2 separate regions of the Homo sapiens genome follow, and region 2 is linked to region 1. Evidence: chromatin loops called from intact Hi-C (ENCODE). Cell type or tissue: heart right ventricle. All regions are shown on one strand. Each heading gives the region's core, and the rest is flanking DNA. Links, peaks and the distances in the headings are about the cores only.

Evidence for each region. Hi-C counts contacts between places; a loop is a spot of excess contacts. Peaks named below come from ENCODE experiments on the same cell type or tissue, not always from the same donor. Only the 100,000 strongest peaks of a DNase experiment are listed, where the experiment ranks them.
Region 2: it touches region 1 in a loop (4-fold over the local background); 16 of 110 quality-filtered maps call a loop at or near these places.

The regions. Positions count from the first base shown.
Region 1 is chr12:19,177,015-19,193,758 of GRCh38, forward strand. All of the region lies in intron 3 of PLEKHA5 (pleckstrin homology domain containing A5), which reads left to right. Among named protein-coding and RNA genes, the nearest start is that of PLEKHA5, 56 kb to the left of the region's middle. In heart right ventricle, for the core only: CTCF peaks have their summits at 5,196 (motif pointing right) and 6,633; no DNase peak of the experiment used is centred there; H3K27ac peaks cover 2,408 bases.
Region 2 is chr12:19,032,158-19,048,901 of GRCh38, forward strand. It overlaps LOC107984527 (a long non-coding RNA gene), which reads left to right and starts at 4,672. Exons shown (of 2, transcript XR_001749033.1): 1 at 4,672-4,943. RefSeq lists a silencer at 4,678-4,972. In heart right ventricle, for the core only: no CTCF peak of the experiment used is centred there; no DNase peak of the experiment used is centred there.

The sequences.
Region 1 (16,744 bases), core at 5,102-7,601:
GCACCACCACACCCAGCTAATTTTTGTATTTTTAGTGGAGACAGGGTTTCACCATGTTGGCCAGGATGGTCTTGATCTCCTGACCTCGTGATCTACCCATCTTGGCCTCCCAAAGTACTGGAATTACAGGTGTGAGCCACCACGCAGGGCCCACATATTTATCTTTTGTTTTTGTGGTAAGAACACCTAAAATGTCTCTTATCAGTTTCCAAGAATACGATACATTGTTATTTATGTAGCTTTTAAAAATATTGAACATAGAGATGTGATAATTAATGATGTGTTAAAAATACAGTACAAAATAGTACTAGTGATTACAATTATTCTTTTTGAGTGCATATGACTACCAGACACGTGGTAGAAACCAGATTTCATGTATTATCTGTAATCCTCATAACAGAACATATAAGGAAGATGATATTTCATTTGATAGATAGGGAAACTAAGGATGAGGGAGGCTAAGCAGTTGTTATGCAGACGAGTTTCATTTTGAAAGGGTCAAAGCCTTTGGATCAGTTCCCACTGCAACACATCTAATACACCCACAGTGCCGTGTTGTCCTTCGGGAAGAAGTTTTGTGCTCTTCTTTTGGTAATGTTGCTCAAATGATCATAATAATTTTAAAGCACACCAAGAGTTGACCTGGAGCCTGTTTGAACTATGGCATGCCCAAGTAGTGGTTTCCTTTATGCCCCATTTCCAGTTTATAGTTGAGGATAATCAGGCCTGTGCTATGTATTTATTTACTTCAATAAGTTATAATTTATAGGTGCATTTTTAATTCTACGGATCAGTAAGAGGTGATTTCCCTACTCAAAAATACTTGATTTGGCTTTCTAGTGGTAGGAATATTTTCTGCCATGATTACTTTTCTGTGATGTAGCCAGTGCTGATGATCAGCTTCTGTGTGACTAATTGGATAGCTCTGTGAGTTCACTGTGGAAATGTAAACTCTAGCTTTGAAATTGAGCATACTGTTCCTTATGGCAGTTAAGGCTGTGATGTTAGTGTCATCATCTTCATACTCCTGCACACAACTTCCACGGCTCCTGGTGTGCTGTGATTAGGTTTCTGGAACCATTGAGCACTCACCCCCACCCACGTTTCAGAAATCTCCTTGGTCTATTATTCCAGTGTGCTGCCCAAGTATTGTCATTTCCTTTGTGTGCTGTGACGTGAAAAAAACTGAGGATGCATTCACTGGTAGCAAGCCACATATTTATAAATGAGTACAACACAGAAATTGGTTTGATTTTTCTCTTGTACATTATATTTTGTTCAGAATTCATTATTCCCTAGGTAAATGCAGGAGACATCGCTGAAACATCAAACTGATCCCATCATTAAAGACAGTAGCATATTCAGGGATTATGCCAGCATAATTTTGTAGAAAATAAAAGAAGTCACAAGTTAGAGAGACAGGTGCAGCATTGCAGCTACACGAAGTGGAGCGTGCAGTTTTCCAAGTAGGTAGTTAATTTTATCCTTAGTTTTCATGATTGAAGTAATAACATTGATAAAATGAAATAAGTTAAAATATGACAGTGTTGGGAAAATGTAGAATGATAATACTCCGTAGCTTTTGAGAACCTGCTTACCTCTTTCTAGTGAGAGATCCAGGATTTTTCTGGTTGATAGAGATCTGTCCTGGGCAGAAAATGGCAAAACTGAGATTCGGCTCATGACTTCATTGCTTTTATTGTGTCCTTAGTCTGCCTTACTGGGCGTTAGTTTCCTTAATCTCTACAGAGGAGTTGTGGGCTAATATGCAGTGATGTCTGTGGATTGATTTCTTTAAAACAACAACAAAAATAAAAAACAAACAACTCTCAAAACACAAAGTAGTAGAAGTAGAAATATTTATAGTGGCTGGTGGAGTGCTGTTGGATATATCAGTCTAATTTGTTGAAACCTAGAAATCATGTATGTCCTAGTTGGTTTATTCTACTTGGGATTAGAAACCAAGTGCTTAGGGTAAAGGAGGAGAGATTCTGCATTTGTTTTATTTTCATTGCAGATGCACATTACCTCTTTCAGAAATTCCTGAGTCATACATGATTACATTATGTTTTTATGCGAGACATTTAATTCCTTTGCACTGGGAAATAAGTTTTTCAGTTGCAGTTTTTTAAAATGTGAAATTGGCTGCTTTATATAACAATTGTTTAATGCTCTTTTTATTATTCCATTTTTGATCCCATAGGTTGTTGTTAGGGCCTCTGTTTAACAGTATGTATTATTTATATTGAAACAGAAGAAACAGTTGTGTCACACTGTGATCTCAGTTTTATGAATTTATGCATAAGGCTAAGGACTGGAGGGGAACCTGAAAAAACAATTGAACAAAAGAATGAAGTGTTGGCCGGGCGTGGTGGCTCACACCTGTAATCCCAGCACTTTGGGAGGCTGAGGCAGGCAGATCACCTGAGGTCAGGAGTTTGAGACCAGCCTTACCAACATGGAGCGAAAGCCCGTCTTTACTAACAAATAACAAAATTAGCCTGGCGTGGTGGCACATACCTGTAATCTCAGCTACTCGGGAGGCTGAGGCAGGAGAATCGCTTGAACCCGGGAGGCAGAGGCTGCGGTGAGCCAAGACTGCACCGTTGGACTCCAGCCTGGGCAACAGGAGATAAACTCCGTCTCAAAAAAGAAAAAACTAAAACAGTGAAGTGTTAGTTAAATATAAATGTTTAGAGCGTAAATTTTTCCCTGGTATATGGGGGAGAGGTGGGTTTATTGCAGTAATTACAGGTGAGTTAATTAAGTAGCTGAAAGTTAGCCTCTCATTTGTAAAGACACACAATAATAACCTTTTTTAGCTAAAAATTAGAGACACTGAAAAAAAATTAGAAAAATATTTTTTAAAGAGAAAGGGTCTCGCTATATTTCCCAGGCCGGACTTCAACTCCTAGACTCAAGATATCCTCCTGTCTCAGCTTCCTGAGTATCTAGGACTACAGGCATGTGCCATGCACCACCACGCCTGGCTAACAGGATAAATTTATATGAAAAGACTTGTAAACAAAAGTCTTTCAGGCTGCTCTCAAAACACACACATGATTAATGATACTTAGTTTTTGTACCTTGTATCAAGGTGCAGTATGCTGGTGATTATTTTTTAGAGCACGGAAATGCCAGCGGTAGTAAGCAAATCTCAAACTGTCAGCTTAGAGGTTTATTGTGCGTGTCTGCTCTTTGAGTCTATAAAGGGATTAACAGCTGAATATAGACTTTAAATCACTGTTGGGATTTAAATTTTTACTCTGAAAGACTAGGTCATTTGACAGTAATCAAGGGTATTTTCATTCTCAAGACTGTTTTGCAGGCCCAGCAGAAAACCCCTCTATTTAACCCATGAGGGGAGTCATCCTCAGGGCTGAGGCATATGAAATCTGGGGTACTTCACACAGAAAAATAATAAAAATGTAGGGGGATTTGCCTTGTGGTTGAATCCAGGAAGTTCTAAATTGGCAATAAGCAGATAGGGAACAATTTTGTCAGATACTGTGGATTAATGGTATTTAAAAGGCACCTTGTTATTATTTTTGATGCACAAATAATTTTACATCTGCAAGCATATTTTAGAAATTCACCAATATGATGACTAATTATTTGGCCAAAAAAATTGACAGTGATTGTTGCAATTATATTTCTAAAGACCCATGCAATACAATGGTGATTTAAAATATGTTGGTCATATGAGTTTTTAAAACTGAATTGTTTGTTATAGAAGTAATATAAATATTTAAAAAATATATATCTTTGAAAAATATAGTGTTTTTTTTTTTTTAAACTGTATTCCAAAGCCGATTCCTGAGACTGTGCTTTATATGCACCTACGGCTCCTAAAAAACATCAGCCACAGCTTCAAGCCTAAGCTCACCCGAGACCCAAGTCAGACACCTCTGGTGTGGAGCCTGGGGATCTGTTTTTAAAGAACTCCACAGTGCACAGTCAGCATTCAGAACCACCATTCTAAAGTTTTATATGTTTCACATGGATAGGCAGATAGTTGAAATTGTAAAAAAAAAAAAAAATCAATTTTGATTCTCTAATATAATGGAAAATATCAGATTAAAAAGAACTCTATAGTAATATTTCACTATTTACTTGAGATGACCTGAACTAGGTATAACGAAATGGAAGACTATAGCACATTGGATAGCCACAGACCAGTACTGGTATGAATTAGAATTGAATTCTGCTTAGATTGTAAAGGAACTTAAATTTAGCACTAAGATAAGATTATTAAAGGAAAATAATGTGATTAAATGAAGTAGAACAACAGTACCTAAAATGTGTTATCTTTTAAAGTTTTTGAAATCTCTTGTTGAATAAAGCACAATAATTGTATAGCATTGAAATAAAGATTTTGAAGTCTTACTATACCACTAACTCAATATAGTAAAAGGTGATGCTGAAAAAACATTAATGTGGCTGTATTGGTTATTTTGATATTTTAAAAAGCCCTTTAGGGCTGGGCATGGTGGCTAACGCCTGTAATCTCAGCAATTTGGGAGGCCTAGGCGGGTGGATCACTTGAGGTCAGGAGTTTGAGACCAGCCTGGCCAACATGGTGAAACCCCGTCTCTACTAAAAATACAAAAAATTAGCCGGGTGTGGTTGCAGGCGCCTGTAATCCCAGCTGCTCGGGAGGCTGAGACTCGAGAAGTGCTTGAACCTGGGAGGCAGAGGTTACAGTGAGCCGAGATCGCGCCACTGCACTTCAGCCTGGGTAACAAACAGAGTGAGACTCTGACTCAAAAAAAGCCCCTTAGAGAACAAATTATTAATCTAAGACAACTAAGGTAAGGTAATGGGTAATGTCAAGGATGTTTTTGCTGATTGGGACAATTTGTATTCAACTGCAATTCGACTACATTCATTAGCTTCATCAGAAATAAAACTGAGGATTATGTGTCTAGATCTGGGTGAGCTCAAAGATGATTACTGCTACATAGTCCTTGCTCTCAAGAGATTATATATTACATAATTTGCTTTCTATCTTATGGTTTCAGTAGTTATTTTTAGCAGCAAACAGTTATGTTTTTTAAAGGCAGCAAAAATTTATGTTGTTGGGTTATTATTTATTTTTACTTTTTAAGACTTATTTATATACCAATTAAAGCCCAGAAAATTAGTCTTGAGCAAGAGTTAACACATGCTCCTAAAATTTTAAGTTTTTTGTTTGGCCAGATGAGGGCACTTTTTCTTTACATTTCTAGAATTTGAGCTGTGAAGCAGATTGTTTTTTCGCATCCAAGCGATTTCTTTCTTTCTTTTATTATTGCCAGTGAGACAGTTTTGGCATTTTTGATGTTTTGATTGTGCTGTATTCTCATAGATTAATCCTTTCCATCAATCCTTTCCTAAAGGAAAAGCTTCAGTTTCTTGCAAAGGTGTTGTATATGGGAACTTTAAAATGAATGACAAAATTTAATGGAACCAAGGTGGTTTTAGGAAAATGTCCATGTTATTTGTAATTTTGCTTATAGTTAATAATGGAAGTTGAAATGTACTTTTAATTTGAGTACTCTAACAATAGCAAGACGAAGTAGCATTGACTAGACCCTCCTCTTCTCCCTTACCATATTTCTAGTGCCTGCTTTACATTGAATTAATGTTGCCTTGCATTATTGCCGTCAGAATTATACAGAAGTAATGGAGAAGAAATAAAATACCAGAAACATTTTGTCTGCTGCTTAGAAATAAACAAAAATAAGTATAAGTACTGAACCCAACAAGTATAATATTAGAAATACAGCATATTTAACTTTCTTATTTGCTGTCAAATGCCAGACTGAATAGGATAAGGTTTCTAAGGTTATGTGTAATGTACTAAAACAACACAGACTGCAACTATTTGGTGTCAGTGTGAACAGTCTTAAGAAGAAAATCAAAGAGAATAATGTTTAAACGTCCCACAAAACAAAGCTGTTGTCATTTCGTCACAGATGAACAAAACAAGTTTATGTTTTTTGAAAGTTAAATTTCTGAAGAGCAATGAAACAGAGCTGTTGCTAATTAAAGTTTAAAAACCACTAGTGAAAATAAACACCAAAACATGGTTAACTTAAAGGAGATTAAAAGGAGAGTGGGGGAAACAGCAAGGATGAATTCAATGTGCAAGTTTGTTTAAAATTATATACAACTTAAGGAGTCATGAAAAGGAAATATTATTGTATTTTACATAGATAGATAGATGAGTATAAATAGTATCTCCCTTGTATAGATTAAAGAAAGCTGTTATCATTATCAGCTGACTCTGGAAAGAGGTGTCAGCTTAGTGAAGCCAGCAAACCTTAGTTTCCTCTGAGTGCCAGAGAGCCACTGTTATCATATTCTCTTTCATGAGCACCAAATGTGCTTTAGGTACTTTTCCTACATGTTCACTTATTATCAACAACCCTGTGGGATAATTATTAGTATTATCATTTTACAGGTGAGAAAATGTAGAATATTAAGTAGTATGTTTAGTGTCACAGAAACCGATAATAATGAATTTCTCAAACCAAAATTCAGATTGTAACGACACTTTAATGTTAAGAGGCATGTCACTGAGAAGCAAGTGGTTTGGGTTTCAATGATTGAGTTAGTTGTTCTCAGTCTGCTCTGCCCCAAAAGGCCATCTCTTGGTGTTTCAAGGAACAGCAGCTGGATTGCTTGATACTTACAAGGGAAAATTTTTTTATTTTCTTTCTTTTTTTATTTTTTGAGATGGAGTCTTGCTCTATTGCCCAGGCTGGAGCACAGTGGCGTGATCTTGGCTCACCGCACCCTCTGCCTGCCAGGTTCAAACGATTCTCCTGCCTCAGCCTCCCGAGTAGGTGGGACTACAGGTGTGCACCACCACGCCCAGCTAATTTTTGTGTTTTTTTGTAGAGACAGGGTTTCACCATGTTGGCCAGGCTGGTCTCGAACTCCTGACCTCAGATTATCCACCTGCCTTAGCCTCCCAAAGTGCTGGGATTACAGGCATGAGCCACTGTGCCTGGTCTTATAAGGAAAAATTTGTTAAGGCCTCTACAGAAACCACGTCTGGTGCCTATGGATGGACTGTTGTTTTTAGTCCTTTGGAGGAACAAAGTTTCCTAGTGTTTAATATCTATTATTATTATTTTAAAAGTAATTTTAAAAATCCTCGGGGAATGGCTATGAAAAAGATAAGAAGAAAGTAGTGATTTTTAAATTTTCATTCTATTCCCTGACTTTTTGCTGTATAAATTTTGGTAGCAGTCTTGTTGCCTAGACCTTATTTATCAAGCCATAGTCTATTTGAATAGTAAACCCCCAAAAATCTGGTTTTATGGCTGACAGATCTTTAATAAAAATGAATCCCTCTGCCCCTTTCTCATTAAACATTTGCTGGGGACTTTTTATGTACTGGCTATTTGTACTTGGATGTAGGATGTACATGTGAGATACAGCTATGCCCTTGCTAGTGAGTTTATATTCTCGTGTAAGAGCTCAGTAAGTAAGCTAGTCATCACAATGAAATGGGATAAGTACTGTGCCGGTGAGTAGGGTGCTGTGAAAGCATACCCCTGTCTTGTGAAGAGAGAGGGGAAGGAAGTCTTCATGGAAGACAGAATGTCTGAATGATCAGATCATTTCACAGATAGATTGAGAGGTAGGAAAGGCTAATTTTGTTGAAGAGAATAAGTGATGTTTGTTTTGAATATTTTGGGTGTGGCTATAGGTTTTGAGATCTACATTTGGTTTTTAAAAATGCGGGAATGGAATTTTTCAAAGAATTTTTAGCCTGGAAATGAATATTTGAGAGTTACTTGAATAGAAGTGATAAGATAGAAAAAGAGGAGAGGACACTGGGGAATACCTATAAAAATCAGAGAGGTAGAACTCCGCTAATGCAGGTCCTGGAAGCCACAGTCAGAAGACAAAACAGTACTTCAAGAAGTGATTGTTATATAGTCGGTGGAGGCAAATGCAGTGCTTACAAGTTGAGGAAGCAGAGTAAGGCACTGTATTTGATTAAGGTATCAGTTACTTGTGAGCAATATAGTGCAGGGTTAGATTTAAATCGACATTTTAGAAATGTACTTCTTCTCTATACCTTTTTTTTTTTTCTTTTAACATTGGTTCTTCACTTTGGAGAGGAGATTAATGGACCTCTTTGAAACTGTGATACAGAGATGGCGTACATTTCTTTTGTGCCCTGTCCATCCTCTGTTTCTTCTGAGAATCTAACTCACATTTACCTTGGAGAAAAACTCCTTATTCAGTACTTGTTATTATACTCAGGTCTGGTCAGTATTTGTTCCATACCTCCTGATCCTGTCATTGACCAGGGTGTGCACATTATGTAAGCTGGACCAGTAATACTAGATCCTGGGACTTTCCTTAAGCTCTGGAGAACGAGAATGTCTTATGTTGGATTTGAAGCTGTAAAGATGTCAGCCTAGAGCTGTCCTCATGGGGCAATAACAGAGAGAAAGACAGAGAGAGGAGGGGTAGGGATGGCCTGGGAGGAGGAGAGAGAAGAGTAGGAGGTAAAGAACGGAGACAGATAGATACACACTTTATCATATTAGTTGAGTCTCTGGATCTAGCCATTCCTGAATCTACTCCTGAACTTTTAAATTAATTGAACCAATACATTCCCTCCTTTTGTTTAAGCTAATTTGAATTGGATTTTCTGTTATTTGAGGCTGGAAGAGTCCCATTCCCATGAAGAATGCCTGTGTACTTAACATATCTTAAAGAATGCAAATGATTCGGGAGTCTCCATATCTGTAGGGGCCCAATGAAACAAAAAGTAATGAAGATCAAGTTGTTCCAAGGATAGCCATTAACTAATTAATAACACACACATACATATAAAATCTTGTTATTTATTGTAGTTGAGGGGATGGGATATTTTTATTAATGCCTTTTGGATTAATCAAGAATTAACACATTTATCTTCTTCAGTCTCTTTCATAAGAATATCCTTTGTGAAATATTTGGATTGCATTTCATTTGTTATCTGTCTCTCTAGGCTTATAAATATACTTGCCAACCACATACATGTCTTAGGACTCAGACCATAAACCCATAGATACAACGTAATTTGCCAGAGGTCCCATAAAATACTAATAATAAGGCTAGTTGTCCCTGGCTCTAGCTTAGTTAGGTAACTTGAAGAAAAAAGGAAAATGGCTGTGCTAATTTTGTTAGGAGTAAGCTTTCAGTTCAGTAGAAAATGACGATATATAGAAATATAATTCAATAAACTGTTTGATGGGTGGTACCATTAAAAATAACAGAGCAGTTGGGAAGTACTTGATATATAATAAAATATCAAAGGACATTGTCACATCTGCAGTCAGATAATAGTTCTAAGTTAGGTTGGCCACAGTGAGGGTGATTGTTTCTTTCTGGTCACTGCACTTGGCAGTAGATGTAGCTCCTGGCAGGTTCACAATGATGTTCGTTTTGATGAAATAGAACAAGAAAGTTGGATGGTAATAACGTGAATAACTGAAAATAAGCTCGAATTTAGTATACCAAATTTACTTTCTTCTATAGAATAATGCCAACTACTTTCTAATTAGTAGCTAGAAGAAATGGAGTAAGAGTAAAAAGTTTAGATTGAAATTGAGTCCAGTCTACATTCCCTCTGGTCATGTTTTTTTGAAACTGACCCAAAGCTCTCAACCTCTTGTTTTTTGCTTTCTTCCTTTTTTAGAATACCATTTATGGTTCGTATCCACCCCTTGAAGTCCTATATTCTAACTGAGCTTTCATCTATAAGCTTTTTTGGGCATTGTATGCAGAATTTAATAGCTTCCTATTTATTAAGAAACATTCCTTTCTCTTTGGGCAGAATTTATATTTTATTCCTTCTAAATGCTTTGTTAAATCAGAAGGTCGAGGAATAACAATATGCTGTTTCTGCCCTCTGGTGGTTGAAAGAGATGTTGTAAATAAGTAATTACAAAGATGTGTGTCCTATGACTCTAACCACCTATGGCATTATAGTTTCTTTTATTCCACCTGCATTTATTGGTTCACTGATGTATCAAGCATGTAATGAGCATCTTCTATATGAATGTCTTTATCAGTACTCTAAAGTGCCTTGTCTAGTAGCATTCTGGCCATTAGAAACAAGTTAACATATGTGAGGTCTTACAAATGAAGTTCCAAAAGCCCGCTTTTGCTATGTCTAGATCTGACTTTTTGCACTCCAGGTTTGGATTGCAAAGTGTTTTCCTATCTAAATCTAAAATTTCTAGATACACTGAACTTAATTGGTAGTACACATGGTGAATGAAAACTGAGGAAATATTGTGTCTTAGTCAACAGTAAGTATTTAATATCTCAGTTTCTGTGAGTCAGGAATTATGTAAGTGACTTAGCTGGGTGGTTCTGGCTCAGGTTCTCTTAGGAGATTATAGTTAAGATGTTAGTCTTAATTACAGTTAAGATGCAGGCTTGTCTGGGGCTAGAGGAACTGTTTCCAGGTTGATCCAGGTTGTTAGCAGGTGGCTTCAGTTCGTCAGTCATGGTGCTTGGCTTTACCCCTAGTTAGTGATGCAAGAGAAAGCAAAGAGAAGCCACAAGGGCTTCAGTGACCTAGCTCAGAGGTCAAGTTTTGCCATTTCTGCAATATCCTACTGGATATAAAAGTCAGATCTTTTTAGTGTGGAAGGGGACCAGAATATAGATAAGTTCTGTATTCCTATCTGATGATTTTAAATGGAACACTTAGAGAAGTAGGAAAAGAATGGTAATTGAGATGAATGAGTGTCTCTACCTTACTGAGGTGTAGAACCCATAAAGGTAACATACAAGAACATATTTTTATGAAAATGAAACTAGACCATTTTAATATTTTTTAAATGTGATCTGTTTCAATTTATGTTTCTTTCCCAGTTGGGTGAGAAACATTTCTTCTGATAGAGTGCCTAGTAAGTGGTGGCTGACCAAGCTTCACAGAAACGACTACTTGTTTGCTAAGATTCTTTGACAAATTACTTACATATTTGTGTTTTTTTCTTCAAGCAATGAAAACCATTTTTGGTCTGCCACCTGTCAGAACATTGCCATTCTCATCAAGGTCATTATGAAAAATAGAAAAAAATGAAGTCAATTGGGTGGTAAGGAAAGTGTGGCCACTTCACACATATGCAGGTTTGAACATTACTAGGTTGTCAAGAGCAGGTACAAATAGAGTTGAGTGTAAAGAAGTGTCCAGACTAGAATTTTACTTTAACATTAAGGACATAAGGACTTTGAAGTAGAATTAGAGAGGCAATTTAAAGTTACCAATCCTCTCTGCTCCTACCTTCCCCCAAAATTGTTATTTCCCTCCTCTTTCTTTCATCCTACCTTAATACATTTTTTTCATAAATAAAATCTGTTTTCAGATCAGCATGTTATTTTCACTTTGAAAAGACAAAAATTATACTTCTAGTGTAATGAATGTATGAGAAAGAAAAATATAGGAAGATAAGAATTTAAAACATTAAAATTTCATTAATCTGTCTTTCATATAAAGATTTCAATCATATTAGATTAGAAATGATGTTTCTGGTTCTGAAATTTTATTGATGCTTCTGGCAATGGCCAACTTAGAGTAAATATTTCAACGGAATAACTGTATCAGACCATGATGCTTGTTTACCTTTAAGGTCTTATTTTGCAGATTCAACTTATGAAAGTACTGTATTAATAAACTTGTAATCCCTAAAGACAAAAGAACAGATTTATAATACATATTATGTTGATTTAGATTCTATTCCTTTTTCAAATTAAATTCATTTTTTATTTTACCTTGTCATTGTCTGTTTGCATTTATAATTTATGTGTAAAGGCATTATATATACTTAATGGTAAATGGGATTCGATGTAAAAGAAAGCCTTTCAATGACCAATGTTTACTGAGCTTTTATTATACACCAAGACCTCTGGTAACTTTTGGGGTTACAGTGATGAATAAAACAGGCACTGTCCCTGAATTCTTGCAGCTGTCAACATAGAGCAAAGATAGACATTAGTCAAGTTTTTACACAGGTCAATAAAGTGTGTTTAAATGGGTTGAACCTGAGACTGGACATATATTTAGTTTACCAGAGAAGAATCTTCTAGGCTGAAGACACTCACAGGGTCTAAAAGAACCCAGTGTGCCTGGAACTAGGCAAGCAAGATGGGGTCCCCTAGCCATGGCTGGTGAGGGGGACCGGGGCCACACTGTGCAGGACCAAGTAGCTTCATTGAAGTCTTGGCAGTTTTTGGAGAATTAAATGATGTGAGAATTAGAGTAGAAACAAGGAGAATAGTTAAGAAGCTATTGCGTTTGTCTAAATGAAGAAAGATGGTAAATAGATGAAGAAAGTGTCAGCAGAGATGGAGGAAGGTAGACCATTTGAAGTGGAGATTTTGCAGATAGACTACATAGGATTTCTTGGGTTAGAAGAGAGGAATAAATTGCAGCCCTGTGATTCATGCAGCTGAGTGGAGAGTTCATGCTTAGAAATGGGAAAAAATATTTGTTCTTTTGGGGGAAAGGGCAGGGGGTCAGGGAGGAGTTGTGGATTGAAGGTGGGAGATCAACAAGAGATTCGTTTTTGGTAGGTTAAGTTTGAGATGGTTGTGGGAAAGCCAATGGAAATTTCAGGCAGGAAGTTTGGTATACCAGTCTGCAACTCAGGAATGGGTTAGGAAAATAAATTTGACTCATATCAACATATTCATGCTATTCAGACCATTAAACAGACTGCTCTCAAGTCTTGTGTAGACCAATGATAAGGACTAGGGTGACATAACTGCTAAAATTTTATTGACATAAATAACTCCTTTCTGAAAAACTAATAAAAATGAGAATGTTGCTTAGAAAAGGGCTCTTTTGAGAACAGCCAGAATTTTCCTTTCATTAGAGCTTTTGTGATTTAATGCCCCCACTTTCTATTCTTGATCTCATTCTAGTGGAATTTGGTTACTTGCTTTTCTGTGCTTTTCCAAAGACATTAATTTGTTTCTTTATTAATTGTTAAAATCTGCTTACAACGTGCGCTTCTTCATTTCCTCCTTGTGTCGTATATTTTAAAAGTTATTATTCAGCTGAGTCTTACTCTTTGAACTCTTACTCTTAGTGTCAGCTTCACTTCACCTTTTGAAAGAAAAAACCCAATCTTGAAATCCTCCTTTATCTTGTTAAAAAGTTTTAGGAAATATTTTGTTATATTTACTGGTAATTATATTTTCAGGGATAGAAATACTGGTTTAAAGCTAGGAAAACTTCCTTATGGATAATAATGCCTTTCTCTTGAAGCATTGCAAACAAGTAAATGAATTATCAGTTGGATAAATATTTCCTTTTTTGGTCTTTCAATTCCCCAAATAATTTCTTTTAAAAAATACTCATTTATTCAGGTTAATGCAAAGCACTGTGCCAGGTGCTGCAAGAGAGAAGGCTGAGAGATAACTGATTGCATTCAAGATGTGTACTACATGTGTGGCCCTCATCATGAAATCAGAGAGCTTTACATGCTGCGCATGAGTGATAACAATCTAAAAGTCTTAGTAGGAAATATAGTTATTGCTTGGACATTCTAGACTTAAAAATTAACCTTGAAAGCCCAGCATATCTAATCATTTCTAGCATGTTGGAGAACTGAAGATGATTCATTTAGCCAGAAATTTCAGTTATCTCAGTGTTATTGCAAGTTCCCTATCTGATCTTCCTCTTTTTGCTTGCCTTACTCTTGTGAGACAACTATTAGGTGTGTTTTAAATGGGTTGTCCCAAAGGAGAAGAGACTTTCCTATTCTCAGCCCTCTCAAGATAAGCAGAACTGAGATTAGGAAAAAAGCAACTGAGCCAGAGCCAATTTTCACAGGAATTTAAAAATATCAGTGTGAAAACAAAATGAGCAGTGAAGCCTAGCTATTTAAAGGGCATGCAAAAGAGAAGTTGGAAAAGGAACATGAGCTGGCAGCTAACTGGACGAGTGTGGTGACTAATTAGTTTCCTATGATGTAAACATATTTGGTATTTTATGTCATTTATTTTAATTTTTTTTGACCATGACTCGCAATAAGAAATAAATATTATTGGATGACCCACTGTCCACTTTATATAATACTAAAATGAAAATACTTTCTTCCCTTTACCACCTATACCTTCTCTTCTGTTTTGTTATTTTAAAGTACTGGTAGCAAACATCCTGTTAACTGCATTTCATTATCTACTAATGGGTCAGACCAAGATTTAAAAACACAGTGCCCTGTGAAACAGTGAGATTTACATGGGCAAGAATGGGAGTGAAGTAGGGATTATTTCTTGCATGTAACTGTGGGTCATAGACCAGTATGTAGAAATCAAACTGTTAATACTTTAATACCCTGACACACAGCTTCCCACACTGAATGCTTTGAGTTAATGTTGAGTGTTGTTGAATGAACAGCCTAGCATCCATCACTACCATGCGGCCTAATTGGTTGTTGTTGTTGTCAGTCTTGTCCCCTAAACTCATCTTATTGCAGTACAGATGATTGTTTTTCAACTGCTGCTGCCAAGAACCAAAATATTCAGTTATACAAAATAAGATACGTTGTAACCTAATTAGATACAGGTATATCAGCTGTTTTCTCAAATCACCTCTAAACATAATGCAATAATCATTTATTAACATTCCCTGTTCCTGTGAGTCAGGAATTCTCAAGCTGCTTGGTTGGGTAGTTCTGGCTCAGGTTCTCTTACGAGGTTGGATGAGCCTTATGAGCTTAAGGCTTTAGTCTCTGCAAGCTTGAAAGCTCATGCTGGAGGATCACGTGTCTGGCAAGTTGATGGTGGGTAGTTGGTTTCTCTGCATAAGGCTGCGTGACCCATGACATGGTGGTTGGCTTTGTCCATAGTGACCAAGCCTAAGAGAGTAAGGTAGAAGCCGCACTGCCATTATGACTTAGCTTTGGGTGTCACTTTTGTCATATTTTATTGGTGAAAAAGGCCAGCCTTGATTCATTGCAGGAGGGGACTATACAAAGGTGTGTATACCCTTGTATAGTCCGTGTATAGGCTGGGGATCACTGAGGGTCATCTTAGAGGCTTGCTACCATACTTTAAAAGGATATCTTTATTAACAATTGACTTGAATTTAAAAAAAATTTTAGTATTTTTATTTTTAATTTTAATGAAGGAAAAAGTAAACATGTAAATGCTTGCTTTATTTTTCAATTTTATAAAAGCAGTTAATTACAGAGAAGTGCTGACATTTCTACTTTTCATAGGAAACTTGGAGAGAAGTCAAAGGTGTAAAAAGGACAAATTTTAGAAAATGAGATTCATGAGGAAAGACTGATTAAGTTCACTTTAGTTAATGAAATGTGGAATTATGAAAAATTAAATATTAAGGAGAACCCTAATGAAATTATAAGAATAGAAAATAATTTACTCTTGGCCTGGCACAGTGGCTCACACCTATAATCCCAGCACTTTGGGAGGCCGAGGCGGGCAGATCACTTGAAGTCAGGAGTTCAAGACCAGCCTGGCCAACATGGTTGAAACCCCGTCTCTACTCAAAATACAAAAAAAATTTAGCCGGGCGTGGTGGCATTCGCCTCTAGTCCCAGCCACTCGGGTGGCTGAGGCAGGAGAATTGCTTGAACCTGGGAGGTGGAAGCGGTTTCATTGAGCCCAGATGGCACCTCTGCAGTGCAGCGTGGGCCACAGAGTCAGACCCTATGTCTCAAAAAATAAAAAAGAAAAGAATTTATTCTTACTAAAATTAGTAAACCTAATCATTAATAAGTGAAATTGATCTAGTAAATAATTGATCAGAGGCATGTGGTACTAAGCTTTTAAGGAGTGATGAGACTATCATAGACATTCTACTTAACTAATACTTTCGATTAGGGGTTAGTAACTGTGGCTGTGGACCAAATCCAGCCTGCTGCCTGTTTTTGTAAATAAAGCTTTGTTGGAATGCAGCCATACTCATTTATGTAATGTCTATGGCTACTTTCTCACTATAGCAAAGTTGATAGTTTTGACAGACTGTTGGGTCCACAAGGCCTGAAATATTTACTATCTGGTCCTGTACAGAATAAATTTGTTGACCCCTGTTTCAGATTTTAGACTTTTACATTGTAGATTAGGTTTTGGAGTGTTTATGAGGTGCATAAATCCAAGGACAGTAGCATGTGAGTCAACTTTAAACATAAGAGGGTGCAATGTTAATGTGGTTTTGATTTTTTAAGAAGGAAAGTCTTAATACTTAGAAGAGGGGCAGAATATAGTAAGATTCACAAGAATGATGCTTCATTAGGTAAGACTTTGTTTATTAAGATAATTTATGAGCTTTCAGTAGACCCCATGTTGGGAACACATGAAGCCAATATTTTAAAAGCAAATAATGTTGGTTAAATTAGGTTCTTGTGAGAAGGCAGTTTAAATTTTTAATCAATTTCTTACTTCAAATGGAAAGTTAGATATGAATTTTATACTTGGACGTTTATTCTGATTTAGAGTTTTGATTTTTTTAATTTGTATATAATCATAGGGTACAAGTGCAGTTTTACTACATTGATATATATTGCATTGTGGTAAAATCAGGGCCTTCAGTGTGCATCTATCACTGGAGCAATGCACGTTGTACCTACCAGAGAGCCTCCCAGCACATCGTACCTACGAAGCAACCTCCTATCATCCACCCTTCTCCTACCCTCCCATCCCTCTGAGTCCCTGTATTAGGCCATTCTTGCATTGCTATAAAGAAATATCTGAGGCTGGATAATTTATA
Region 2 (16,744 bases), core at 13,976-16,475, 140 kb before region 1:
ACAGTCCCCCAGAGTCTTAACTCATTTCAGCATTAATCCAAAAGTGAAAGTCCAAAGTCTCATCGAGGCAAGGGAAGTCCCTTCCACCTATGAGCCTGTAAAATCAAAAGCAAGTTAGCCACTACAAAGATAAAATGGGGATATAGGCATTGGGTAAATGCTCCTATTCCAAATGGGAGAAATCAGCTAAAACCAAGGGGCTAGAGGCCCCATGAAAGTCAGGAACCCAACAGGGCAATCTTTATATCTTAAAGCTCCAAAATAATCTCCTTTTAACTCCATGTCTCACACTCAGGGCATATTGATGCAAGAGATGGGTTCCCAAGGCCTTGGGTAACTCTGTCCCTGTGGTTCTGCAGGGTACAGCCTCTGAGACTGTTTTCATGGGCTGGTGTTGAGTGCTTGTGGCTTTTCCAGGTGCACAGTGCTAGCTGTTAGTAGATCTCCCATTCTGGGGTCTGGAGGATGATGGCCCCTTTCTCACAGATCCACTAGGCAGTGCCCCAGTGGGGACTCTGTGTTGGGTCTCCAACCCCACATTTCCCCTCTGCGTTGCCCTAGTAGAGCTTCTCCATGAGGGCTCCACTCCTGAAACAGACTTCTGCCTGAACTTCCAGGCATTTCCGTACATCCTCTGAAATCTAGATGGAGGCTCCGAAAGCTCAACTCTTGTTTTCTGCATACCCACATACCCAACACCACCTGGAAGCCACCAAGGTTTGGGGTTTGCACACTCTGAAGCAATGACCCAACTGTACCTTGGCCCATTTTAACCACAGCTGGAACTGGAGCAACTGGGACACAGGCCGCCATGTCTCAAGGCCGTACAGAGCAGCAGGGCCCTGGGCCTGGCCCACAAAACCGTTTTTTCCTCCTAGACCACTGGGCTTGTGATGGGAGGGGCTGCCATGAAGATCTCTGAAATGCCCTGGAGACATTTTTCCCATTGTCTTGGCTGTTATCGTTCAGCTTCTCTTTACTTATGCAAATTTCTGCAGCTCGTTGCTTGAATTTCTCCCTAGAAAATGAGTTTTTCTTTTCTACCATATGATCAGGCTGCAAATTTTCCAAACTTTTATGCTCTGCTTCCCTTTTAAACATAAGTTCTAATTCCAGAACATCTCCTTGTGAACACATATGATTTAACGCTTTTAGGAACAGCCAGGTCACATCTTGAATCTCTGCTGTTTAGAAATTTATTCTACCAGATACCCTAAATCATCTCTCTCAAGTTCAAAGTTCCACAGATCTCTAACGCAGGGGCAAAATGCCACTAGTCTCTTTGATAAAGCATAGCAAAAGTAACCTTTGCTCCAGTTCCAATAAATTCCTCATCTCCATCTGATATGATTTGGCTCTTGGTCCTCACCCAAATCTCATCTTGAATTGTAATCTGCATGTGTCAAGGGAGAAACCTAATGGAATGTTATTGGATTGTGGGGGCAGTTTCCCTCATGCTGTTCTTGTGATAGTGAGTGAGTCTCACAAGATCTGATGGTTTTAAAAGTGGCAGTTTTTCTTCTGCTTGCACTTCACTTCTCTCACCTGCCACCATGTGAGACATGTCTGCTTTTGCTTCTCCCGTGATTGTAAGTTTCCTGAGGCCTCCCCAACCATGGGGAACTGTGAGTCAATTAAACCTCTTTTCTTTATAAATCACCCAGTCTTGGGTATTTCTTTATAGCAGTGCAAAAAATGGACTAATACAACATCTGAGACCACCTCAGCCTGGACTTCATTGTCCATATCACTATCAGAATTTTGGTCAAAACCATTCAACAAGTCTCTAGGAAGTTCCAAACTATCCTACATCTTCCTGTCATCTTCTGAGCCCTCCAAACTGTTCCAACCTCTGCTCATTACCCAGTTCCGAAGTCACTTCCACATTTTCAGATATCTTTATAGCAGTGCCCCACTTCTCTCAGTACCAATTTTCTGTATGAGTCCATTTTTACACTGCTATAAAGACCTACTTGAGACTGGGTAAATTATAAAGAAAAGAGGTTTAATTGACTCACACTTCCACATGGCTGAGGAGGCCTCCGGAAACTTACAATCATGGTGGAAGGCAAAGGGGAAGCAAGCACATCTTACATGGCAGCAGGGGGAAGGGGAAGCTGCCAAACACTTTAAACCATCAGATCTCATGAAAACTCACTTGCTATCATGAGAACAGCATGGGGAAAACCACCCCATGATCCAATCACCTCCCACCAGGTTCCTCCCTCAACACGTGGCGATTACAGTTCGAGATGAGATTTGGGTGGGGACACAAAGCCAAACTACATCATCTTCTAAAACATCTATTTCTTTTCAGAAAGGGTGTCTTTTTAAAATTGATACATAATAATTGTATTCAAATGTCTTCACTTCTGACAACAGACGAGTGGGATTTTCCAAGCAATTCTCCAACTCTCTGCAGACCCAACTGGTGTCCTACAATTTAGCTTCTGTCACAATCTACCTGGAGATCCACAGTTTTAAGGGCTCACTCCCACAAGACTGCCCCACACTACCACTTGATACTTCAGGTTATCACCTGTAATTTGACCAACTGGCTGTAAATCAGAGGTTCCCACGACCCCTTCCTCAGATTTGATTATTTGCTATGGCGGCTCACAGAACTCAGGAAAGCACTTTACTTACTGTTACCCATTTATTATAAAAAGGATCCAACTCAGGAAGCCAAATAGAAGAGATGCATAGGCTCAGGTATGTGGGAAGGGATGTGGAACTTCCATGCCCCCAATAGATGTGCCACCCTTTCAGCACTTTTATGTTGGAAGCTCCCCAGACCTTCTCCTTTTGAGGTTTAGGGGAGGATTCACTGGGCATCGTTAATTAAATCATTGGCCATTGCTTATTGAATCAATCTCCAGTTCTTCTCACCTCCCTTAGGTCAGGAGGTGGGGCTAAAAGTTTCAACCTTGTAATCACGTGGTTGGTTCACCCTGGCAACAAGCCCCCACTGGACACTTTCCAGGAGCCCCAGCCACCAATCATCTCATTAGCACACAAAAGACACCAACCACTTCTCAAATTCCAAGACTCATAGGAGCTGTGTGCCAGGAAACTACAAAGACCTAGTATATACTTCTTATTGTAAATCATAATATCACACTTAAAATCAGGGAGAAAAGAAAAACAGTATCTTAAGTGTGTAGGTATGTTTTGTGATAGGGAAGGACATGGTGGTGAGGAAAAAGTTATATTGAATCCATCCCTAGGAATTTTATTTCCTGAGAAAGCCTGATAAAATCAACTTGCATTCAGCAAATGCATAACTATAAGCCAGGCATTGTGTTAGGAAGACACTACTTTTATCAAGATGAATTAAAATATTTTCTGACATCAAGTAGGAAGACAGACAATACAATGTGCTAAGTGCTGTGATGGGGTTAAGTACAGAGCCAAAGTTGAGTGGTGGAGAGAGACCAGTTCTGATTGGGGAAGTCTGAAAAGACTTCCAGAAGGGATTTTAATCAAACTAAGTCCGAAATTGTCCAACAGAGTATGACCTTTCCAAGCAGCACTAACAGAATATGCCAAGTAGAAATGAATGAAAACACATGGAGTATGGGAGTACTGGAGAATTATGAGTGGGTGGATTATGTAACCCCTAGTGAGAGGTTATGTTGGAAGAATGAAGTGTGGTCAGATTATGAAGACTCATGGATGTTTGTCCAAAGAGACTGGCTTTTATGAGGCCAGCTATTTTTCATTCAATAGACTTTTAGGTTCCCAAAAGTGCCCTAATGGAAGCACAGGGTGGGTCAAAAGGTCAAGTTTCTGCACACCGCCCCCACCACTCCACCTCACTGCACTTCTTCTCTCTTATGTATCTCTTTTAGATTTTCAACTTGGAAGAAGAGCTTAGTTGTTATTTTTAAGTTTTAAAATCACTCATGTAAACAAGAGTCATAGAAATTTTTTAAGAAAATTAAATGACTGTACTTATATTTTAGAAAGCTAATTCTGGCTGCAAGGTGGGGAAAAGATTAGAGAAAGAAAACGTAAAAGGTAGAAAAAACATACAACTGTTAAAAATAGCCCATACAGGAAGGGCATGGTGGCTCATGCCTATAATCCCAGCGCTTTGGGAGGCAGAGGAGAGTGGATCACAAGGTCAGGAGTTCAAGACCAGCCTGGCCAATATGGTGAAACCCTATCTCTACTAAAAATACAAAAATGAGCTGGGCATGGTGGCACGCACCTGTAATCCTAGCTGCTTGGGAGGCTGAGGCAGGAGAATCACTTGAACCCGGGAGGTGGAGGTTGCAGCGAGCCAAGATTGTGCCCCTGCACTCCAGCCTGGGCAACAACGCGAAACTCTGTCTTAAAAAAAAAAATAGCCCAGACAAGGAATGACAAAGGGTCCAAATCAAGGTAGTGAAAGTAGGGATATGAACAGAAGTAGGAAGAGAGAACAGATTCAAGAGATATTTTAGAGTTTGAATTGATAGCTATTTGCAACTCCTACATCACATGCAGTAGTTTTTGACAGTGTTTGAGCAGAGTTGTCAGGAAACCCTGCACACATTTTCCTTTTCCATTTGTGGACTGGTACAATGTCAGCTGCTGCACTTCAACTCCAATATTACCACAGGGAGGTGAGATAAGGGCCTCTTATAACATTCCAAAGCTTCTAGGTTGATGAGAGTAACAGTTTGTTGACTGATGCGATTTTGTGGAAAGCTACTTTAAACTTAGCAGCTCATGATTGAACATGGAAAAAGCCACCAACACAGTGTTCATTTTGTTACCCAAACACCAGGGGTGAGGTCGTTGCTATGCCACACAGAAAGCCAATCAGTGAGAGGAGGATTGCCAGGAAAGAAGCCTTTTTATTCATGCGATGTCAGCCCAGGAAAATAGGAGATCAGTCTCAAATCTGTCTCCCCTACCAACTGAAATTGAGGGCTTTATGTATCAGGAGGAGGAATGTAAGTACGTGCTGGAAAACAGGAATTAGGAAGGGGAAAGGAGGCAATCCTGACTAATGGGAGGTCGGGCATCTCATTGTCTGGGTGTAGTGTTTTGGTACGTTTCAGTCCCTTGCCTGAGGGTTGGTTTCCTGAGGATGGAACTCAGATAAGACAAATGTAAGTTTCATGTTTTAAGACCTGGAGGACCAATTTCTATGTTTATTCAAAAAATCCAAAAATATCAGCTCTGTGGGAATTGGGCTGGTTTCAATTTGATTTATCCATTCCTGAAGACTGATGAGGTATTTTGTTGCCTCTTTTGTTCTCTCTCCTTCATTCTCTAAAAAACAATTTTAGTCCAACTCTAAGAAAAGAATTTGGGAAAAATAAATTTAGTAAATGAAGCAAGCCATCGATATGGTTTATTTTGTTGTTAAGCTACACTCTTTGTTGTAATGTCATGTGATAGAATGCTTGGCCAAGACTGATCCTTACAGTGGGCCAGCCTTGCAAATGTGCAGAAAGGATCCCATTGTGATTTAAGATGTGATAGTGAGATGCTCATCCCTTATTTCATGCACTCAATTATTCAGTAACTATTTTCTAAGCACCTACTTTGCAAAAGGTCTTTAATCGGTAGGCACTGAGTGTACAGTGGAATGGAACATCAAAGTGGTCTTAGTCTAGCAGAGCTTTCAGTCTTAGCAGGGGAGACAAACATTGAGCAACTAATTATACACTTAATTATTTGATCACTGTTGTGATAACTGCTTTGAAAATGAAAGAAATCTTACTTCACCCAGTCTCCACTTCCATAAGGAAGTGACTTTTGGCTTGAGAGCTGCAGGACAAGTTTCTTCTTCAGCAAATGAGTGGGGAAAAGAAATTCAGGCAGAGTAGACAGTGTAAAGCTGGAGCATGGGCACTAAACAGCTGGGAAAAGGCCACTATGGCTGAAGGGCAGAAATTAATAGGGAGAGTGGCCAGATGAATTAGGAAAGCTCAATCATACTGAGATTGGTAGGCCACGTTAAGGTTTGGTGTTAGCCTAATGTCCTAAGGAATACATTGACAGAATTTGAACAGGTTTGGGGTCAAATGATGAGGCACATTTTGAAGGACCTCTCTGACTTCTTGGTGAAAAATAGATCAGAATAATACAGAAGTGGCTTGGGAGAGACGAAACAAGTGGACTTATCGGAAACTTCTTCCAGTTTCCCAGTTGCAGGCCCTGACACCAACAGCTGAAGCTCCAGAGATGAATCTAGCCTGAGCAGGTTCTATATAGAACTAGGCTTGGCTCAGATGTACCAGGCGGCAGAGTGTGAAATCAATCTTCCTGCTCTAAGTTTGATGTCCTCTGCCTGGCATGTCCCAGGCCGCTAGACCACAGATTTGCCCACTGCAGCACTATCGTCCAGGGCCAAGTTCTGGCTACAGTTTCAGGGTTCCCTTTTGCCCTCCATTTACGACACAGGACTGGAGCCTTTTTCTGAAACCTGCCTTGATGCCTGCCCACATTCACAAGCCTCTAAATTCCACAGTCGTTCACTATAAGCCTGATTGGCCTCCCAGGAGAACAGTGTCTTCCCAAATAAAGCTCCTTTCCACTAGCTGCTGCACCTTCAGCTGTTGATTCCCTCACCAGTCTCCCCTCTGCCTCAGGTCCGAGTCCTTAACTGGACCCTCTTCTAGCCTCTCCAAAAATGCCTCTGAGCTGAGGCTGCTGGATTCATAAAAATGAGCTACAATAAATACCTCACTATGGTGAAGTATCTGTCTAGAAGAACTTCCCTTTAGCAAAAGAGAGCTTTCTTACTCTTTTGAGATCACAAGGTAAGATTTCTTTTTTAAAAATTCCACTGAAAGTACCATTCCAGTGCTCTTTAAGCAGTGATGCACGCAGTTATCAAAGAATCAGGGTTGTGTTTTATGACAAGTGTCGTAAGCTTTGCAAGCTCAAAGTTTTTTCTCAAAAAATGTTTAATTGTTTAGGTTTGTTTGCTTTTAACCAACCTGTGTGTCAAACTCCCATGTTTTTCTGATTTACTGCAATAAAAGTGATATACTTCGGTGCAGAGAGATATTGGGATGTCAAAAGTGTTATGAGTCAAGGAGCTACTGGCATTTAATCTGTAGCAGGTATGCTGTTAGATTTAATAAGCATTTCAGGGTAGTCAGGGTCTTTTTTTTCTTTCTCTATAAACAGGCCTTGTAAAATTTAAATCAAAATATGAAATATAATCCTACAAATAATTCTCCACCCTTACTTTTTCTCTACTCCTGAAAGAGTTAGAAGAGAAAAGATTTCCCTGAGTTTACTGTTCTATATTGCTTTTTCTTTTGTTTCCCTTTTTGCTTTTCCAGTTCAGGCAAGATAGGACCCTCCGTAAAAATTAACTAGCATCTCATAGGACAGAAATCTGAAAAACATGAATAGGTTTCAAGATAATATCTTTTAAAACTCTGTGTTTGTGCTTCCTTTTTAAAGACCTTTTTCTAAAAATAGAATTCTCAGGGTGACCAGAACAAATGCAGATTGGATGAAAAATGTTTCTGCCAAATTGTGAGACTGATGTGAATTGAAGTAGCTGAAATGTAACGCCGTGTTATTGTAATCTGAAGTGTTAAAGCGTGCCCTTCATCTAAGAAATGCAAAATATTTTCAAAACAAGCATCACATGACACTCAGCAGAACAGGTCATATTATTACAGCTCTCCAGAGGAGGTAACTTGTAGAGCAGAGACTTTGGGATGTTTTGCTAAAATACTTTCTTTCTTAATGCAGCTCAGAATTATCAATTTTTTGAAATTGAATTTTACATTTTATTCTGTTCGCTTGGTGGCTGTCAAAAATGCTAAACAATCGTATTTTTTTTAAGTTCCAAAGGATAGTAAAAATATGTGTAAGAGAGAATGATGAAGTTTCAGGAGTTTGTATTTGGTAGACTTTTATGCTGTTTTGGAGTTCTCAACAACACTTGAGTACTTTAGCACTTTGTACTCTGTTCTCAATTTGGGGATTTTTCTTTATCTTTTCTCTCAAGTGCTCTTCTAGCATGTATTTCATAATCTGTGGATTAGTTTAATTTTTCTGCAATGATGAAAACATCAAAGAGCTTTAGACACTTGAGCTGCCGGTTGGAAATTGCAACTCCCAGCTGTACCTAAGCAGAAATAAATAAGCCCCAAAAGGAGAGGTAGGTAGTAGCCTCAAAGAGATCCAGTCGCAAAGCCTCTGTGGGAATTATGGAAGAACAATGTTTCTGCTCACTAGATATATGAGCGTCGTGGCAGGGAGACCAAAATCTGAGGCTAGAGAAAAACAGGAGCAGTACCAGAGGCCTTGGCTTCCCATGGCACATTTGTCAGGAGAGAATTAATTGTTCTTTTCAAATAATTTCAAGAGAGCTTCCCACCTAATGATATGCCCTCCATTCAGTTGATCTTTTGTCTTCTATTCTTTTTATTTCCTTTGTTTATTTTACATAGATGTTTAAGCCTCTGGCTCTTATAATTTCTCAAACTAAAGTCAGTGATTTTTTTTTTTTTTGCTTTTGTGTATTCAATGGGTTATTCCTAGGCATCTGATAAGCTCTAGCTATGTATTTGCCTTTTGTATCCTACAGGCATGGTGTTATCTAGCCATATTTTTAAAACCAATACTGAGAGTTATCTATTTCTATAATGTAGGATTCTCCCAACGTTCACTTATTCTGTTTGAGTCCTCGATCCTGCTCCATCTCCCTGTTTTTCTGAGCTGGCTTAAAGCTCCGACTTCTCTTCTGGAGGATGCTGCCTACCTTTGGCAAAGGAAATTTCAGAAGACCCATCATGGAAGGATGGGGTGGTTAAAAGTTCTTCCTTTTTGTTATAGTTCAATTTCTGTTCATTTATAATTCAAACATACACAACATAAATGGAAGCTGAACTCACACACAAAACGGATAGAATTATCTGGTAAATATTGGAGAACAAAGCTGAGGAAGGGCAGTGTGTGTGTGTGTGTGTGTGTGTGTGTGTGTGCATGTGTGTGTGTGTTTAATTATCTTGATAATTAACAGAAAAACCATTTCTTTGTCTGAGTACTTTGGAAAAGGTGGCTCACTATACCCAGCTTTCACAGGACAGAAACATTTTTAATTTATCTAACCACAGGGAGTCAAGTTTTATGGGGCCTGAAGTGGTCCATCTTGAAGAGGTACCCTTTAAGAAAAACAACAAAAATTTACATATCAAAAATTAGAAACAAAAATGAATATATGTTTGGAAACAGAAAATAAATTGCAACAAAATACAATTAAAAAAACAATACATACATTAAGCATCACTTAAGACAGAAAAATAGCATAATATTTTATTAATTGCCCAATAAACCTCTCTAATAGATGCGTTTTCCCTATTTTTTGGCTTCATACACTGGAAAACCATACAAAATTAAGTGTAACACAAGAGGAATTCAAATACAGTTTTAAATTATTGCCATATTATATTGAGCTACCTAAATGTATAATCAAACTACTCCAATACTACATATATTGACTAAGTTGATGGGTGTTTGTAAGAATTATGTCACTTGAGCACTTATTTTCAGTGTATTGCTGCGTTGTTAGCAGTTTTGTGTGCTGTTTCATCTAGAGCCACTCATCTTTATTTTATATTATTTTTTATTTTATTGTTGAGACAGGGTCTCTCGAGGTTGCCCAGGCTAGCAACTACTGGGCTGAAGTGATCCTCCAGCCTCAGCCTCCTGAGTAACTGGAATGAGAGGCTTAAGCCACTGCACCTGGCTAATAACTGCTCAACTTTATAAGGACACAATATGTCAGACACTGTAAGTGATCTGACATATTGGGAAGTACTCTGCAGTATGCCAAGAGACATGATCGCTATTTGTAAAACTCCTAGAGTTTATAAAGTATGAACACAGGAATTAGATAAATTTTATCTTGCATGATTCTCATCCAACAACAGAAAAAATATAGTGTATTTACCTCTGTACAATCTGCATTATTAAGTATATTCCTGAGAGGAAAGAATAGCCATTTTGCTTAAGTAATGATAAGGGAATTCTCTGCTTCTAATTCCACATTTCTGAAGATTAGAAGAATTTTCCACAGACTAGTTCTCGCTTCATCTTTTTAAATCATTTCTTCTTTTCTACTGTGCGCATACCTCAGGGCTGGGTGCTTTGGGACACACTCATATCACAACATGATTTTTGGTCTTGCCCCTATGTGTCACAATGCCAGGTGAACAGCAGAAGTTTTCTAGAAGTGATTCTTTCGAAGAAATGCCTCATTACACACAGAAGTGACTGCCAACTCCATCCCCCAAATGCCAGACACCAGGGTAAGCATGAGGAGGGAAAGTCTGAGCGAAGCAGCAATCTTAACCAATTGCAGCTCAAAGTTTGCAAATTTTACAAAATTAGATGGTTGTGTGAACATCTTGCTAGGGTGCTTCCCAGGACTTTGGAATGAGCCATGGAAAGAAGGGCCATGAATCTTTAAGCTCCCATAGCTTCTCAGTCAAATTCTTCTGCACTTAACCTAACTTGATCTTTTAAAATGGAACGGTTGCTTTGATTTATCATGGATTAAATCATACATATTAATCATATAAATTAAAGGCATTTATTCTGTCTTAACATCTATAAAGGCCTGGCATGGTGGCTCACACCTGTAATCACAGCATTTTGGGCAGCCAAGGCGGGCAGATCACTTGAGGTCAGGAGTTCAAGACCAGCCTGGCCAACAGAGTGAAACCCCATCTCTACTAAAAATACAAAAAAATTAGCCTGGAGTGGTGGTGGGTGCCTGTAATCCCAGCTACTCAGGAGGCTGAGGCAGGAGAATCGCTTGGACCCAGGAGGCGGAGATTGCAGTGAGCCGAAATTGTGCCATTGCACTCTAGTCCAGGTAACAAGGGAGAAACTCCACCTAAAAAAAAAGCAAAAACAAAAACAAAATCTATAAGCATATTTGCAAACATATTGGAAAACATGGAAAAAACAATGAAAAGGCATTTCAGTCATATAGCAAAATAGCTGATGTGTGTTATGTCAATAGCTTTCTTCTCACTTTGTTCTGTCTGCTTCCTATACTTAGCAATAAGAAAATACCGTAATTATTTCACTTACCTGCCCCTCTGTTCTTAAGTATCTCTTTTTCCTCTAATTTTGTTATGTAAAAGGTATGGTTTAGAATGTGCCAATCAGACCTCAACTTTCCATTGTGGAGTATGCAAGGCCACAGAGATTTCGTACAACTACGATGGGACAAATAAATACAAATTTGTGAACAAAACTAAAGTATCTGTGAATCAGTTCAAATATCTACAAATAAGAAGTCATCTATTTTCTGAAACTACATACTAACTTAAACTTCACAGTTTTTTCTTTTTTTATTATTATTATTATTATACTTTAAGTTTTAAGGTACATGTGCACAATGTGCAGGTTTGTTACATATGTATACATGTGCCATGCTGGTGTGCTGCACCCATTAACTCGTCATTTAGCATTAGGTATATCTCCTAATGCTATCCCTCCCCCTTCCCTCCACCCCACAACAGTCCCCCGTGTGTGATGTTCCCCTTCCTGTGTCCACGTGTTCTCATTGTTCAATTCCCACCTATGAGTGAGAACATGCGGTGTTTGGTTTTTCGTCCTTGCGATAGTTTACTGAGAATGATGATTTCCAATTTCATCCATGTCCTTACAAAGGACGTGAACTCATCATTTTTTGTGGCTGCATAGTATTCCATGGTGTATATGTGCCACATTTTCTTAATCCAGTCTATCATTGTTGGACATTTGGATTGGTTCCAAGTCTTTGCTATTGTGAATAGTGCCACAATAAACATATGAAACTTCACAGTTTTTTCTACTCCTCATTTATTAATTCAACAAATATTTGCTGTACATGGACCCTACAGCATGGTGGACCAGATAGCCATGATTCAAGTAATTAAACAGGCCAGGCACAGTGGCTCATGCCTGTAATCCCAGCACTTTGGGAGGCTGAGGCAGGAGGATCGCTTGAGGTCAGGAGTTCGAGACCAGCCATGGCCAACATGATGAAGCCCCATCTACCCCATCTCTACAAAAAATACAAAAATTAGCCGGGCATGGTGGCGCATGCCTGTAATCCCAGCTACTCAGGAGGCTGAGGCAGGAGAGTTGCTTGAACCTGGGAGGCAGAGGTTGCAGTGAGCCAAGATCTCACCACTGCACTCCAGCCTGGGTAACAGAGCAAGACTCTGTCTCAAAAAAAAAAAAAAAAGTAATCAAACAAATAAGCATTATAATGGCAAACTGTGATCTGTGCTACGCAGGAAACATTGTGAGGATAAAATAACAGGGAGATCTAATCTACTGTATTTTTCACTGGGCAAGAAGAGACAAGGACAGAGAAGGTTTCCTTGAGAAAATGGCATTTAATTTGGGCCTAAAGTGTGAATTGCTGTTAACACAGTTAATAAGAGGAGGAAACAGGTATTGCAGGTAGAGGGTGTAGTATGTGAGAAGGTCATAAGAAAGCAAGGAGTAGCATCATTCGAAGAACTAAAAGAACGTTTGTATGCACAATGAGCAAGGAGGGGCACAGCACAGGACAAAGCTAGAAATCAGGCAGGTCACATCATACAGACACTTCCAGGATTTGGGACAAGTGATAACAGCGTTTTAAACAAAGGGGAGCACAGTCAGATTTAAACCTTAAAAAAACATACTCCTGAGATAGAAAGAAGATGGAAAACTTGGGAGAAGTGATACTTCCCTATCATTTTTATCACTTGGACAATTACCATGTTCATGTTTTAATATTTATAAAATAACAACGAATACATTTTATTCCTAAGAGGGAGTGCAAACTAAAACAAATGAACCTTGTTATATTTCAAAAGAATAACATAAACACGCAGGAGGGCGTAGGGGCAGGAAAGGGCAATTCAAGTACAGGCGTACTTCACTTTATTGTGCTTCCCTTTATTGCACTTCCAGATACTGTGTTCTTTACAAACAGAAGGTTTGTGGCAACCCTGACTCAAGCAAGTCTATCCAGCACCATTTTCCCAACAACATGTACTCACTTTATGTTCCTGTAGCACACTTCAGTAACTCCTGCAATATTTCAGAATTCTTCAGTGTTATTATATCTGTGTTGATCTGTGATCAGTAACCTTTGATGTAACTACTGTAGTGGTTTTGGGGCACCATGAGCTATGCCCATATAATACAGTGAACTTAATCAATAAATGTCGTGTGTGTTTTCACTGCTCCACTGATCAGCCGTTCCCTGTCTTTCTCCATCTCCTCAGGCCTCCCTACTCCCTGAGACAGGACAATATTGAAGCTAGGGCAAGTAATAACCTTGCTATGGCCTCCAAGTGCTCAAATGAAAGGAAGAGTCCCATGTCTCTCTCTTTAAATCAAAAGCTAGAAATGGTTAAGCTTAGTGAGGAAGGCCTGTCAAAAGCTGAGACAGGTCAAATGCTTGGCCTCTTGTGCAAACAGCTAGCCAAGCTGGGAATGCAAAGGAAAAATTCTTGAAGAAAATTAAAAGTACTACTCCAGTGAACACATGAATGATAAGAAAACAAAGCAGCCTTATTGAGATAGAGAAAGTTTTAGTGGTTTGGAGAGAAGATCAAATCAGCCGAAACATTCCCTTAAGCTAAAGCCTAATCCAGGGCCAGTCCCCGACTCTCTTCAATCCCAGGAAGGCTGAGAGAAGTGAGGCAGCTGCAGAAGGAAAGTTTGAAGCTAGCAGATGTTGGCTTAAGAGTTTAAAAAAAAGAAGCCATCTTCATAACATAGTAGTACAATGTAAACCAGAAAGTGCTGATGGAGAAACTACAGCAAGTTATCCAGAAGATCTGGCTAAGATCATTGATGAAGGGGGCTACACTCAACAACAGATTTTTCAGTGTAGATGAAACAGCCTTCTGTTGGAAGAAGATACCATCTAGGACTTTCATAGATAGAGGGATGTCAATGCCTGGCTTCAAAGCTTCAAAAGACAGGCTGACTCTTGTTAGGAGATAAAGCAGCTGATGACTTTAAGTTGCAGCCAATGTTCATTTATCATTCTGGAAATCCTTAAGAATTACTCTTATAAATGGAACAACAAAGTCTGGATGACAGCACATCTGTGTACAGCATGGTTTACTGAATATTTAAGTCCACTGTTGAGACCTACTGCTCAGGAAGAGTCTTCTTTCAAAATATTACTGCTCATTGACAATACACCTGGTTACCCAAGAGCTCTCATGGAGACATACATGAAGATTAATGTTTTCATGCTGGCTCACCCAACATCCATTCTGCAGTTCATGGATCAAGAATTCATTGTGACTTCCAAGTTTTTTAATTCAAGAAATATATGTCGTGAGAAAAAGCTCAATATCACTGATCATTAGAGGAATGAAAATCAAAACCACAATGAGATACCATCTCACACCAGTCAGAATGGCTATTACTAACAAACCAAAAAAAAAAAAAATAATAAAAACACAGATGCTGGCGAGGTTGTGGAGAAATAGGAATGCATTTATACTGTTCACTGTTGATGGGAGTGTAAATTAGTTCAACCATTGTGGAAGACAGTATGGCAATTTCTCAAAAACCTGGAGGCAGAAATACCATTTGACCCAGCAATCCTGTTACTGAATATATACCCAAAATAATATAAATTATTCTATTATAAAGGCACATGCATGTCTTTATTCATTGCAGCACTATTCACAATAGCAAAGACATGAATCAACCTAAACACCCATCAATGATAGAGTGGATAAAGGAAATGTGGTACATATACACCATGGAGTCCCTATGCAGCCATACAAAGGAACGAGGTCATGTCCTTTGAAGGAACATGGATGGAGCTGGAAGCCATTATCCTTAACAAACTAGCGCAGGAACAGAAAATCAAATACCTTAGGTTCTCACTTGTAAGTAGGAGCTGAATGATGAGAACACATGGACACATGGGGGAAACAACACATACTGGGACCTGTCTGAGGGTAGCAAGAGAAGGGAGAGCATCAGGAAGAATAGCTACTGGATGCTGGGCTTAATACCTAGGTAATGGGATAATTTGTGCAGCAAACCACCATGGCACAGGTTTACCTATGTAACAAACCTGCACATCCTGCACATGTACCCCTGAACTTAAAATAAAAGTTGGAAATTTTTTTAAAAAAGAAAGAAATATGTGTCATAAGCCCATAGCTGCCATAGTTAGTGATTCCTCTAATGGATGTGAACAAAGTAAATTGAAAGCATTTTGGAAATGATTCATCATTCTAGGATGCCATTAACAACATTCGTGATGCAAGGAACAAAGTCAAAAAAATCAACATTAAAAGGAGTTTAGAAGAAGTTTATTACAGTCCTCATAGATGAGTTCGAGGTATTCAAGACAAGTGGAGGAAGTAACTACAGATGTGGTGGAAATAGCAAGAGAACTAGAATTAGAAGTGGAGCCTGAGATGTGACTGTATTATTGCAATTTCATGATAAAACTTGAATGGATGAGGAGTTGCTTCTTATGGATGAGCAAAGAAAGGGATTTCTAGAGATGAATCTACTCCTGGTGAAGATATGTGAACATTATTGAAATGACAATAAAAGGTTTAGAAGATTGCATGAACTTAGCTGATAAAGCAGCAGCAGAGTATTTTCCTTTCATGAAAAAAAAACAGTCAATCAGTGTGGCAAACTTCATTGTTGTCCTGTTTTAAGATATTGCCAAAGCCATTCCAATCTTCAGCAACCACCACCCTGATCAGTCAGCAGCTATCAACGTTGAGGCAAGACCCTCATCCAACAAAAAGACTATGACTTGCTGAAGGTTCGGATGACTGCCAGCATTTTTTAGCAATAAAGCTTTTTTGTTTTTTTGTTTGTTTGGTTTTTGTTTTCTGAGACGGAGTCTTGCTGTGTCACCAAGGCTGCAGTGCAGTAGCACAATCGGCTCACTGCAAGCTCCGCCTCCCAGCTCCAGCGATTCTCCTGCCTCGGCCTCCCAAGTAGCTGGGATTACAAGTGCATGCCACCACAGCTAGTTAATTTTTGTATTTTTAATAGAAATGGGGTTTCACCATATTGGCCAGGCTGGTCTCAAACTCCTGACCTCAAGTGATCCACCCACCTCGGCCTCCCAAAGTATTGGGATTACAGGTATGAGCCACCGTGCTCGACCAATAAAGTGTTTTTTAATGAAAATACGTACATTGGGTTTTTTTGGACACAATGTTATTACACATTTAATAGACTACAGTATAGTGTACACGTAACTTTTATATGCACTGGGAAAACAAAAACTTTATAAGACTCACTGTATTGCGATATTCATTTTATTGTGGTGGTTCTGGAACCAAACATGCAATATCTCCGAGATCTACTTACAACTTTTTAACACGGCATTTTGACACTATACTTTCATTCTAAAGAAAATGAGCTGTAGTTAGATATTTAACATATGACATTTAGTGTATATATTTTAAAAGAGGGAGAGAGGTAAAGAAATAGATTAAGGGTATAGGTGTGCATATGTGTGCATACATACATATTTCTCAGCACTGTATTCTGAGAAATCCTAGAAGTAATCACCTCCCAAAAGCAATGAAAACGTGCCCAGATTTTGACTTCTAACTACAATTTTCATTGAAAAGAACCAGTGCTCTTTGGAGAAATGACTAATTCCAGCCTGGGACCCAGAAAGTATAAGATGAACCATATCTTATTATGGCAGAAAGTAAGGAATTGGTTCAAAAATGATAAGAATGTCAAAAAAAAACCACAGGAGCCAATT